Linked DNA regions of Homo sapiens: region 2 is linked to region 1. The links are chromatin contacts, found by Hi-C or POLR2A ChIA-PET in ENCODE. All regions are on one chromosome and are shown on one strand. The core of a region is the stretch at or near the end of the contact, and the rest is flanking DNA. Distances in the headings are between cores, read along the strand shown. Region 1 holds the start of LINC00963 (long intergenic non-protein coding RNA 963). Region 2 holds the start of PTGES (prostaglandin E synthase).

Region 1 (6,449 bases), core at 2,118-4,617:
CCTACTGTGTGCAGGGCATCAAGGTAGGTGGCAACAAAAACGAAGATGCCAGGACCCCAGCCTTTGAGATGCTCATAGCCGAGTGGGGACACAAGACTTGGAGGAGGCGCTCCTGAGAGTTAGATGTGAAAAGCAGCACCCTAGAGGCGTCCACCAGAGCTGAGGGCACCGGGAGAGAGAGAGGTGGGTTTTGGTGTAGGGGATGGGGAGGGAGGAGAGCTGGTGGGGGAGGCACAGAGGCCAGGGGACAGCAAAGGCTGCTCTTGAGAAATCTCAGTGGAGGGCACTGGGCCATTCCCAGAGGTTGGCACAGCAAAGCCAAAGGCATGGTGGCAGGAGAGGAGGCCATGCTCTGAGGAAGGGCCCGCAGCCCAGCGTCAGGGAGGGTAATGGGGAGGGGAAGGAGAATGGTGTTGCCGAGCCTGGGCCAGCCTGCAAAGGCTGGAGGAAGCTACCTTGCTTTATAAAAATGGGGAGCCATCGAAGGCCTTTGAGCAGAGGTGGATGTCATCCTATGGAAGTTTTACAAAGACAGCTCCATAAGCAGAGAAATGTCCCAGAAATGTACACGAAACCTAGAATGACAGCGTCAGGATGTACTGCATGAACTTTTACAATGCTTCCTTTAAAAAAAATGGTTTTGTGTTTTTTTGTCTGTGTGTGTGTGTGTGTGTGTGTGTGTGTGTGTGTGTGTGTTTGCCCTGTATAGGTATGACTATTCTAACAAAAGAAGGGAGGACATTTTCAAAAGACAGAGGGGAGCCAGGAGGCAAAGAGACACAGGCAGCAGGAGGGAGCCCAGAGCTGGCGGGCCAGGCTGCCCCTCTCACTGCAGGTCTGGCTGTTTGGGTGATGGGCCATCTGGCAGGTCTACAAGGAGCCCAGCAGGCAGGGCGGTGCGGCCTCTGAGATCCCTCTCTTACCTAGAGCCTGAGCCTTGCCTGACCCATGACAGTTTCAGGCTGTTCCCCCTCCTCCCAGCAGTCTGTCCCTACCAAACTCCACTCCATGGGTTAGACTGTGGGACACAGACTGATCCTTAAATCCCATTCTGGGCCAAATGGGGACAGTGATTCCAGAGGCCTCCCTACGTCCGTGAGGACACATCACCCTATGACAGAGCCCCAGCCACCGTGCTAGGTGCTGTACAGGCAGTGTCTCTTGATCTGAATATAAACCTGAAAAAAAAATGTTATTTTCCCAGTTTTGCAGATCAGGAAATAGAGGCCCTCACAGTGAGGAGGGAGGGGGAATTCTCACCCAGGATGGACCCACCCAAGAGTGCGGATGGACCACTAGGCTGTACTGCCTGGGGCCCTTTAGGAGAAAATCCGTCCTCCCAGTCTCCCCAGGTCTCTTGCCTTTGGCCTGCTCTGGTTCCTGTTATAGAATGGGGGCTGCAGGTAGGCACCCCTCTGAGCTAGTCCCCTGTCCTTGGGCCGCCTCTCCTAGGCAAACTCCTATTTAGCCCGTGAAGCCCAATTAAATTATCGCTTCCTCTCCCGAGTCCTCTGGCTGCACCCCTGTCCTCTTCTCTGTGTTCCTGCGGAGCTCCCAAAGGGAGGGGAGAAAAGGCTCAGGGGACATGGCTGGGACACAACTTCCAGCCCAGCCCTGCGTGGGCAGAGAGGAGGGAACAGTCCATCTATTCTAGGCTGGACGTGAGAGGGAGGACGGCCTTGGCTCAACCCGGGGTAAGGCAGGCTGACCAGCCCCTGGGGTTATTTGGCTTGGCAGTCAGAGGAGGACAAGTTGCAGGAGAGAGAATCAAAGATTCAGGCTGCCTAGTGTGGCCACCGCCCCATCAGCCCTAAGATGATCGCAGCCCCTTTCTGGCCACTGAATATGTGGGCACCCCAGACCTCTGTGGCAAGGCTGGGTGAGAGCTGTCTTTTGTGCACAGGTGCCCCTAGTCCCCCACCACTAGTGAGCATTCACACACAGAGGTGAACAGCCCCCTTGTGGGCCTGGAGGCTCCTAGGCCAGGTAGAGATGACCAGAGTAGGGAGCAGAGAATCCCCAGTGCCTAGCACAGTGACTGGCACTGAAGCATTTGTTGGATGAATGAATGAGTGATTGCCTGACCTCAGGCCCAGGGAGGAAGGCCTGGTGTGCAGGGCAGCTCCTGGGAGGCTTCAGGGATGGGGAGAGGACAGAGAGGGACTGGGAGAGCCACAGGAAGGCAGCCTCATCTGATGACTGACTTGGGAGGGAAACAGAATGTGGGCTGTGTTTCTGGGGAAACACCCCCCTGATGCCCGGGCACCCAGGAACTTCCAGGTACCCCCGGATCACCCCAGTGAGGACACTCCACAATTCCCCAGGAGGCATCACAGTGGGGCCGTTAAACCCAGGGACTTGGGATTCAGACACTTCTGGGCTCCAGTCCACCCCTCACTGGCTGGACCAGTTGCCTCAGTTTCCCTATGTGCACGGGGGACGGATAGGACCACGTGCTGCACAGGTTTGCTGGGAAGGCCATATGAGAGGTGCCGGCTCAGCACATCCTGTCTGCCATTGTTACAAACAACAGCACGGGAGAGTCGGGGAGCAGAGTCGGCCAAACGCAAGACCCTGGGCTCTGGCTTCCCTGTGCTACTGACCTATGGGGTGGCTTTGGACAAGGCCCAGCCTTTCTCCAGGCCTTAGTTTCCCCATTTGTACAGTCAGGCCCTGCTAACTTGGACAGACTTTGGCCCTTCTCCAAGCCCCACAGAGACATCAGAGACATGTGCACACACGGCCCTGGGATTGCCGACAGACACACAGGCACACATAGGCACGTACACACAGGCATACAGACACAGGCACAGACTCACACTCGGCCCCTCCCCACTCACACTCGCTCACACTCATGCTCACACTCACACCAACCCCCCTCCCCCAAATCTGCTGCGCACCAACGGTTGGTGCGAGCGGGGTTGAGAACGGGAGGAAAAAAGCCCACGACTCAGCCCGGGAAGAGGGGTGCGGTGGGGGAAGGGCGGGCGAGGGAAATGACAGCCCGCGGTCCCCCTCGAGTCCCGGCTCATGAATATTAATACGGCGGTAATTAAAATGCAGGGACGCAGCAGGATGGATGCGGCTGCCTCCGGAGCGCGGGGGAGCGCGGAGTCTTTGCAGGCGGGTGAAGCCCGCTCCTCGCCGGCGAAAAGCGGGGCCGGGCTCCGGGGCCTGGGTCCGGGGCGGGCGGGAGTGGGGACATTTTTCGTGGTCCCGAGCGTCCCGTCCCGGCGTCCCCGCCCCCGCCCCGCGGCCGCCTCTCCACGCCCTGCCCCGGGCCGCCCGCCAGGCCGCCGTTTCCCGGAGCCGGCCCCCTCCCGCCCTCGCGGCCGGCTGATGTCATCTGCACACAACTTTCCGCTTCCCGGCCCGTCTCGGGGCCCTGAGTCATCGCCGCCCCCGGCCCCGACGCTGGCCTGCGGCGTCTGTTTGTGCAGAGCGAGGCCCCGCCGGCCGGGCTTGACGTCAGGCTGGCAGGGCCTGGAACGGCCCCGCATCGCGGCCCCCTGGGGGCAGGACGACACCGCTGGGGGCCGAGGGCAGGGCACGCCTTCGGAATCCGGCTTCGAAGCCGGCCGCCTGACCTGGGGCAAGTGCTTTCAACTCTCTGAACTTCGGTTCCTCATCTGCCAGTTGGCAGACGCTCAGCAAATCTTCCTAGACTCACGGGGCGAATTGTACAGTTGGGTAAATCGAGGCCCAGAGATGGCAAAAGGACCGTCCAAGGTCGTACAGCCACCCGGAATTACAATTCTTTTCTGCCGGGTCACACGCTGTCATCCACGTGTTACCTAAGAGAGCTTTCCAGCCTGTGCTAAGAAAACTGCCCCACATCATCTGCAGTAGGACGGGGGAGTTGGAGCCCTGGTCAGGCCACTCTGCTACTGACCACAGTTTTCTCATCTCTAAAAAGGCGCAGTAACAATATAATTACCGTATGCAGTCCCCCAGGATACAGGGTCAAAGGAGAGCACAACCATCGCAGTTGGAAGCCCATGGGGCAGGTGAGTCACTGTTGTCACTACTGGGGTCAATTTTTTTTTTTTTCTTTTTGAGACGGAGTCTCGCTCTTTCCCCAGGCTGGAGTGCAGTGGCGCGATCTCGGCTCACTGCAAGCTCCGCCTACCGGGTTCACGCCATTCTCCTGCCTCAGCCTCCCGAGTAGCTGGGACTACAGGCACCCGCAGCCACACCCGGCTAATTATTTGTATTTTTAGTAGGGACGGGGTTTCACCGTGTTAGCCAGAATGGTCTCATCTCCTGACCTCATGATCCACCCGTCTCGGCCTCCCAAAGTGCTGGGATTACAGGCGTGAGCCACCGCGCCTGGGGTCACTATTGAAGTTGGCTAATGTCACTATTGAAGTCAAGTGAGAGAGAGGGCCCTCTTGGAGTCAGACCACCTAGGTTCAAATTCTGGATCCTGCTTCCGGCTCCTTTCCTCTGTCCCCCTTCTCCCCTCGGTGCCCTCCAACCAGTGGGCCTGGGAAAGCGTGTTCATGCTGGAAATGCCTGCCCAGCCCTTGCCCAGTCACACAGAGCAAGTGCCCCAGAAATGTCCTGAACCTCAGTTTACTGAGGGGAAACTAAGAACCTTCTGGCTACAGCTCTTGGGCTGAGCAGGGATTAGGCTCGGGTCTGCGATCCCAGGCCCTGCGGCCTCCCAGAGGCTTGGTTGAGAGCTCTGGCTCTCACTCCCCCACCTCCACCCAGCACCTGCCCCGGTCCAGGCTCACCCCCTACCCCTCCACCTGGTCAGTGGTGGCTCGGCCTCCTCTCAGCCCCTCCACCCCTCCTGGCTGTACACACCCTCAAGCTAACGGAATTCAAACTGGTGGAGGAAGGCCTGCCCTGTCCCTCCCAGCCCCTGCCTCTCCCTCCCTACTCCCAGCCTCACTGGACCACTTTCAAGTCCTCCAGTGCTCCAGGCTCCATCTTCATGCCTCCAGGCCTTTGCACGTGCTGGTCCCTCTCCCATTCTCCTGGTTAACTCCTCCACCTCCATCCGAGCTAGGATCTTCCCCTGGAGAGTGTCCCGGTTAGCACTACCCCACAACACACACACACACCGACATACACGCCCCACATCACAGGGACCACATCCCACACAGGCACAGACACACTGCATGACGCAGATCACAGGCACAAAGGTGCATGCGTGCACACATACACACTCCCACTCCATATGCCAATACACTTATCCCCCTACTCCCACATCACACAGACGGTTCCACACACTCCTCACACGCTCTGGCCACACAGTAAACACACACAGACCACAGAGCTCATGTCTGGGCTGCCCTGGTGCCCTCCTCTGGGCTCGTGCCCCCAGCCTCAGCATTTACCCCCCATTGAGGGCAGGGACCCACCCAGCTCCGTTTTCCTCCATTTCAGCTCAGGGCCCTGCACCAAGTCTCTCCCAGTTGTTGCTTGGACCCGGACTCCTCCCACAGTCACCACTGTCACAGTCCCACCTCCTTCAAGGTCTCAAACACCCCTCCCCTGTTTCTGGCAGGAGCCGTCCTCACTCCCTCTATTGCCTCTCCAGACCCAGACTTCACCCTCAGGTCACCCTCACCTGGACTTTGGGGTGCCCCACACCCCGCCCCAGGCCCTGGCCTCTGGAATATTTGGAAACTTGAACTGGGCCAGAGGCTTAAGCTCACATCTGTCTGGAGCCTCAACTTTCTCCTCTGTAAAATGGGCTAACACTGAAAGAACCTTGCAGAATCTCAGCAACGTCACAGAGGACATTGTTAGCACAGCCAGCGGGCTCCTGCTGGGCTGAGTTTGTGGGTAATCCAAGCCTCGGCAGGTACAGTTCCTCCCTCAGGTGAGTGTTCCACCCCCAAGTGAGCATCCTGCTGCCCTTCCTGCAAATCAGGCCCCTGGGACACTTAGTGCTGAGCCTTGGGGGTGGGGTATTTGATCGGGGTTCCTGACAAGTGGCTGGGTTGTCTGTTCCCTCTCTTCAGAGGGAGCCTCCATGGGTGGCCTGGGCTCACATCGGCTCCTCCAGTCCAGCAGAGCACCCCCCCCTGGCTGCCCAGCTTGTTGAGAGAACTTGCTGAGCAGGACAGTGAGCCCTTCCTGGTGGGGAACCGGAATCAGGAGAAGACAGAGGGGAGGTGGCAGGCCCCAGGATGGAGGGAGGGCAGCTGAGCTGCCTGCCCTCATCCTCCCTGCCCTTCAGGTATTAGGGCCCTTCCCATGGCCCAGTAGGAACCCAGCGGCTCACCTGAGCCCGGACTAAGGATGGGGCATTTTACCCCATATGCAGAGATGAGAAACAGAGGCCCAAGGAGGGAAGGGACTGAACACAGGGTGGAACAGCCCTGGGCTGCGCCTGTGTTTCCATCCGCCTTCCTCCTGCCTGTGCTCGAGTCACGTGCTGGTGTGCAGGGAACAGGAAGACAGCCGCTGCCCTCACAGGCTCAGGGTCTAGC
Region 2 (6,449 bases), core at 2,014-4,513, 260 kb after region 1:
GCTGGGCATGTGTGAAGAACAGAAAACCAGCACACGGGAGCACAGAGGGCAAGGGACAGGGGCCCAAGATAAAGGGACAGGGGTCATCAGGGGTCCTGGCAGCACCTGAAGAATTTGGACTTTGCACTAAAAGCCATGAGAAGGTCTTGAGAGCCCCAGGCTGAAAACCCAGCTCCGCGCTGATTAACCACAGGATCCTGAACTCTGAAAACTCAGGAGAAATCACAGCTCATGTGCTGTGTGACGAGTGAGAGGGAGACCTGGAGAAGCCGCTAGGACAATGCCCAGCACAAGGAGGTGCTCAGTGAATTGTCACTTTCTCTCATTGGAAAGCAGAGACATAAAGTCACACTGAGATCATCAGAGGCCCATGACTCTTGCTCCACTGTTCCCTGCTGGCATCCAGACAGTCAGACCCCACCAGGCCCACAGCAGAGCCTGAATCTCAGGAGCAGGTTTTCTAAATTGTTCAGCTGACGGCAAATCCTGTGCTTCTGACTCATGACTGTCCCCCAAGGGCTGGTTTGTCCTCCCTGGTGGGCCTGCCCTGCCCTACCCCAGAGGAGAATGCAGCTCAGATCTTCGAGATTGGAACCTTCACACCCAAAATTCCTCTCTGCTGGCCCTGAAATCAGTGAATCACCAACACCGAAGGCTCTGTCCGTGGATCTGTGATACGTTTCAAGGGGCCTCAGCATACAGTGGGCACTGCCTTTAGGAGTCCACTGCCCATGGAGTTGCTCCCCCTGGAGATACAACTCAGATACAAGTCAGCCAGGCCAGAGCCAGCTGCAGTGCAGGCCAGGAAGCCCCCAGTGTCAGCGGCCGAGGTGCCACCTTAGCTGGGGTGGAGGCCAGCCTTTGGTTGAGGTCCCTTGAAAGTGACCTGAGGCTGCGATGCTCATGTTAATTTCAGTTACTTATAAGTCTTAAGGACAAACATTGGTGGGGCGTTGCATTCTCCTGGCGCTGCTGTCACGACCCCCGTTTACAGGTGAGGACACTGAGCTCCCAGACTTTTCCAGGTCCCCAGGCTGGTGGGTGGAGGAGCCAGGGCCTGTGACTGTCACCTCCAGCAAGTCCTTCCTGGATGATACTTAGCGCCCAGAGCAGAGATAAGAGGGGGCCACGTTGTCATGAGGAACACCTCAGGAGCAGCCCAAGGAGTGGGGGTTTCCTTCTGCGGTGTCCCTGCCAATCAGGCAGAAAGGCTCTGGGACAGGTTCACCTCCTCCCTTCCCCGAATTCGTGTTAAAAGGAAATCACAGCTGGGCACAGTGGCTCACACCTGTAATCCCAGAACTCCAGGAGGCCAAGATGGGAGGATCACTTGAGCCCAGGAGTTTGAGACCAGCCTGGGCAACATGGCAAAAGCCATCTCTACCAAAAACATAAAAAATTAGGAGCAGTGACGCACACCTATAGTCCCAGCTACTTGGGAGGCTGAAGTGGGAGGATCACCTGAGCCCAGGAAGTCGAGGCTACAGTGAGCTATGATCGCACAATTGCACTCCAGCCTGGGCCACAGAGCAAGACCCTGTCTCTAAAATAAATAAATAATAATTAAAAAAAAAAAAAAAAAAGGAATCGCTGGCCTGCTGGTAAGAACCCAGGCCTCAGCCAGGTGCGGTGGCTCACGCCTGTAATTCCAACACTTTGGGAGGCTGAGGCGGGTGGATCACCTGAGGTCAGGGGTTCAAGACCAGCCTGGCCAACATGGTGAAACCCCATCTCTACTAAAAATACAAAAATTAGCAGGGCATGGTGGTGTGTGTCTGTAATGCCAGCTACCGGGGAGGCTGAGGCAGTAGAATTGCTTGAACCCAGGAGGTGGAGGTTGCAGTAAGCAGAGATCATGCCGCTGCACTCCAGCCTGGACAGCAGAAAAAAAAAACAAAACAGAAACCCCCGCCTCCAAGACAGGATGTGGGCTCTGAAGCTGGACACTGGAGTTCAAACCGGGCTGTGTGACCTTCATAAGTGATGTCTCCTCTCTGAGCCCAGGTTCCTCACCTAGAAAACAGGATGACTATGGCGCCTCCCCTGCCCTCAGGGCTGTGGCGGGGATCTCATGCTCAGCTCCGGGCCACATTCGGTCCTCTGGGAAGGATTCAATGAGTGAATGCAGCTGTTCTACTTGATGCCCGGATCCCATATCCCAGGACCAGCCAAGGCAGGGAGAAGTCAGAAGCTATCAGTGTGCTGTAGCCTCCGGGCATCCTATCACTTGGGCAGCTGCCCTGCCTTTAATCCTGCCTGTACCTGCAGCAGGGCCTGAGCCTGGCTTGTGGCCAAGATCCTCACTCCCCAGGATCCACCCGCATGCAGTGCCAGAGCCAGCCTTGCCTCACCTCGCCTTTGAACTGGACACAGGGGAAGACAGAGACAGTTTCAGGAAATGATTGCTTTATTAAAATACCTGGGGAGGAAGTAACAGGTGCCTGGGGTCTTTCTGCATTCTGCCGCCAGGACAGCCGACAAGCTCAGCCTATGACTTTGCAGACTCGCCAACCAGTGTGACGGACGCTACTGGAACTTGCCCCGGCCCAGCTCTGGGACTCGTTAATGTTGTTTTGGTTCAGGGGCTCGGATTAGTGGGGAAATTCCTCGCTGAGCACCCCGACGGTGCCCGGCTGGGAGCTGGCCTTTGGAGGCTACAGTGGGCTTGTTAGTGACATTTGCCAGGAGTTGGGAATTTCCACTTAAACGTTTCTCGGACTCCTGTTTTGCCGGTTCCCACTCCACCCAGATATCAGACCTCCCGTGCCGGGAAGCCACCAGGTTAGACAGAGGCTTTGTGCTGTCACGCTCCCACACTCCACCCTCCAGAACCTGCTTCTCTCACAGACACTCGCTGGCTCTCTCCATGCCAAGAACTCAGCCCGGTGGCACGGCAAGCGAGTAAGTGCTCTTAAGCCAGAGAGGAGAAGGTGCAGGCCTTGCTGACACGTGGGACTGGCAGGAAGCCCCCCGGCGGGGCTGGAAGAGGTGCTCACCTCCCAGCCCTGCACACACCTTGGCCATGTTTCCCTATCCCGGGGCTTTCCTGACAGGACGTGGAGAGAAGCAAGTATGACCCAGGCCGGGGACCCCCAGGGAGGCACATACCTTCTTCCGCAGCCTCACTTGGCCCGTGATGATGGCCACCACGTACATCTTGATGACCAGCAGCGTGCTGCAGAGCAGGAAGGCCGGGAGGGCCGGGCTGCTCATCACCAGGCTGTGGGCAGGCATCTCTGGCCAGCGCAGCTCAACTGTGGGTGTGATCAGCTCGACAGAGGAGCAGCCTGCAGGGAAAGCACAAAGTGGGAGGGGAGAGCCTTCCTGCAGCCAGCACCGCCCACGCCCCGCCCCACGGCAGCGGCAGCAGGGCCCCCTTCTCCTGTGAAGAGAAAGACAAGCAGTTGCCGGAGCTCCAAGAAGCAGAGAGTCTCCGGGTGTCCCGGACCCAGTCCCTGGCTCTGGAGCCCTCCTTCCAGGCAAATCCTCAAACACTTTCAAATCTGTTTCAAAGCTGTTTCCTTATCTACAGTGTGGGAGCATGTGGTGGTGCCTGCCTTCTAGGGAATGATGAGGCTGGGCACCTGGCAGGACCTCTGCACGTGGTGATTATCGCTGCCTCCTGCCCACCTCCGCAGGGTCAGGGTAGGTGGTGGGCATGAGAACCACGCCATGCGCCCCCACACTCAGCCTGGACAATGGAGCTGCAGCCACAATGGCATGACTTTGCCATCTGTGGCAGGCTGAAGGACGCCCTCCACCCCTAAAGACATCCATGTCCCAATCCCTAGAACCCGTGACTGTGACTATGTGGCAAAAGGGACTTTTCACATGGGATTTCGTAAGGATTTGAGATGGGAGAAATTATCCTAGTTTATCTGGGTGAGCCCAGAGTATACAGAGGGGCCCTTCCAAGAGGGAGGCAGTAAAATTAGAGAAAAGATATAAAAACAGAGGCAGCATTAAGAGAGGAGATGAAAGGACAGAATAGGGGTCAGACAGGAGAGACGCTAACCTGCTGGCCTTGAAGATGAAGGAGAGATCATGGCCCAAGGAATACCAGGGGCCTCTAGAAACTGGAAAAGGGGACGAAACAAACTCTCTGCGTTCAGACAGAACGCAGCCCTCCCGACACTTTGATTTTAGCCCTGTGAGACCCATTTCAGGCTTCATCCACCAGAACTGTCAGAGAATGAAGCTGTGTTGTTTTAAGCCACTAAGTCTGTGGTAATTTGCTATAGCAGGGATGGGGAACCAGCACGTGGCTCCACTGACTTCCTGAGCATCACTTGACTATCCTGGAACTCTTTCCCCAGTCAAATGCTTTGATTCTTCATCACAAGATCTCCCCGAAAGACCTATCAACTGACTCTTCAGTAGAAAGCATCACCAGGCCGGGCGCGGTGGCTCACACCTGTAATTCCAGCCCCTTGGGAGGCCAAGGGGGACAGATTACCTGAAGTCAGAAGTTCAAGACCAGCCTGGGCAACATAGGGAGACTCCGTCTCTACAAAAAAATGTTTTAATTAGCTGGGCATGGTGGTGCTCGCCTGTATTCCCAGCTACTCAGGAGGCTGAAGTGGGAGGATCACCTGAACCCAGGAGGCTGAGGCTGCAGTGAGCCATGTTCTCACCACTGCACTCTAGCCTGGGTGACAGAGCAAGACCCTGTCTCAAAAAAGAAAGAAAGCATCAACGTTTGTTTTCTAAGATTCTTTGAATCCCTCACCTCAAAATCCTCACCTTGGCCAGGTGGCTCACACATGTAATCCCAGCACTTTGGGAGGCCGAGGGGGGCAGATTATCTGAGGTCAGAAGTTCGAGACCAGCCTGGCCAACGTGGTGAAATCCCCTCTCTACTAAAAATACAAAAATTAGCCAGATGTGATGGCAGACACCTGTAATCCCAGCTACTTGGGAGGCTGAGGCGGGAGAATCGCTTCAACCTGGGAGGTGGAGGTGCAGTGAGCCAAGATTGCACCACTGTACTCCAGCCTGGGCGACAGACCGAGACTCTGTCTCAAAAAAAATCCTCACCTTGCTGCATCCTGCCCGCTTCCCCGGGTTCTGGCAGGACCTCCACAAGGTCAGGGATCTTTTTTTTTTTTTCTTGTGAGACAGACTCCTGCTCTATCACCCAGGCTGGAGTGCAATGGCGTGATCTCTGCTCACTGCAACCTCCACCTCCAGGTTCAAGCAATTCTCCTGCCTCCGCCTCCCAAGTAGCTAGGACTACAGGTGCCCACCACCACGCCCAGATAATTTTTGTATTTTTAGTAGAGACGGGGTTTCACCATGTTGGCCAGGATGGTCTCAATCTCTTGACCTTGTGATCCACCCACCTCGGCCTCCCAAAGTGCTGGGATTACAGGCATGAGCCACCGCACCTGGCCAAGGGCAGGGATCTTGTACACGGTTCTTGCTCATTTATTTTCGCCAACATATTTGGCTTTGCTGAGAGGTGCCCTGGGGAAGTGGGGCAAAGGGGAAAGGGAGAAACCAGTCTCCCATGCCTACTTCACTCTTGGGCTTGACCAGGTGCTTTGGGACAGCACCTGCCCAGAGAGACAGCTGTGTCAGTCCAACCTATGCCCCAAAGCAGCAGAGATCAAAGGGAAGATTGGCCAGAGCTAGATTTAGCCAGCCTCGAATCCCAAAGCCAGCCCTCAGCTGTAGCTGTGTGGCCTTAGGCAGGCAGGTTCCTCCTCTGAACCAGTTTCCTCAGCTGTAAAATGCAGCTGACCCTAAGTCACTCCCCAGCGCAGTTGTGGGAGCTAAATAATTATGAAGCCCCTGGAACAAGTAGGCACTCCGTTCAGTATCATCCTCTGAGCTTCCGTTTCCTCCTGCTCAAAGGGAATAATGATCCCTACCTAGTAGGGTTGTCAGGAGGGAGACTCATAGAAATCCCTGCCCTTGTTGCTGGGGGAGGTGGGTGTGAGCAAGGTGGGGGTGGTGCCTTGCCCATTTGCTGTGTGCCAAGCAGTCCTTTATCCGAACAAAAGATGTGCTTGATAAACTGACTCCCGTGGGGAACTGCCAGGCCAGGCTGTCCCGGCCCCACAAGATAAATGATAGGTCACCATACCATCAGGGACGGAACATGGAAAGTACAAGATGCCCTGAGACACGTTTTATCTCTGGTTGTCTGTTGGAGGAGCTGTGCAAGCTCGCTTCTGGCTGATATTTCTGTCGGAGAAGAGAGAATCCCTGCCTCTCTCGCCCCCAGCCCGTGGGAACCCCTGCAGGTAGCTACCTTCCTTGTCAAAAAGCTCAGCTATGAGGTTGGGGTCTGGTGGCTGTACCACCCCCAGAATCGTGGACCAGACACAGCCCAGGAGGGGCCCTTTGGTTGTCCTCCTTGGACTAGGGAGAGTGGCTCTTCCCTGACTGGTCTTCTGAAATAACAAGATAGAAAGCAGAGGCTGGGAAAACCAGCTTGGGGCAAA

Evidence for each region. Hi-C counts contacts between places; a loop is a spot of excess contacts on that map. ChIA-PET counts read pairs that join two places held with the same protein, here RNA polymerase II (POLR2A).
Region 2: a map of PC-9 shows a loop between it and region 1 (2.7-fold over the local background). The contact joins the promoter of PTGES here to the promoter of LINC00963 in region 1. A Hi-C loop is called at or near these places in 1 of 168 maps with a recorded cell type or tissue (PC-9). POLR2A ChIA-PET finds 5 or more read pairs at or near these places in 3 of 52 experiments (AG04450, IMR-90 and PC-9).

What each region holds. Positions count from the first base shown.
Region 1 is chr9:129,485,293-129,491,741 of GRCh38, forward strand. LINC00963 (long intergenic non-protein coding RNA 963) reads left to right here and starts at 3,368. Exons shown (of 5, transcript NR_038955.1): 1 at 3,368-4,007. LOC124900275 (extensin-like) reads left to right here and starts at 4,657. Exons shown (of 4, transcript XM_047424330.1): 1 at 4,657-5,836. The coding sequence starts at 5,189. The coding sequence ends at 5,791. RefSeq lists silencers at 818-1,112, 3,214-3,573, 4,578-4,872 and enhancers at 1,226-1,885, 2,546-3,205, 4,526-5,185, 5,186-5,845, 5,846-6,449.
Region 2 is chr9:129,749,779-129,756,227 of GRCh38, forward strand. PTGES (prostaglandin E synthase) reads right to left here and starts at 3,264. Exons shown (of 3, transcript NM_004878.5): 1 at 3,109-3,264. The coding sequence starts at 3,234.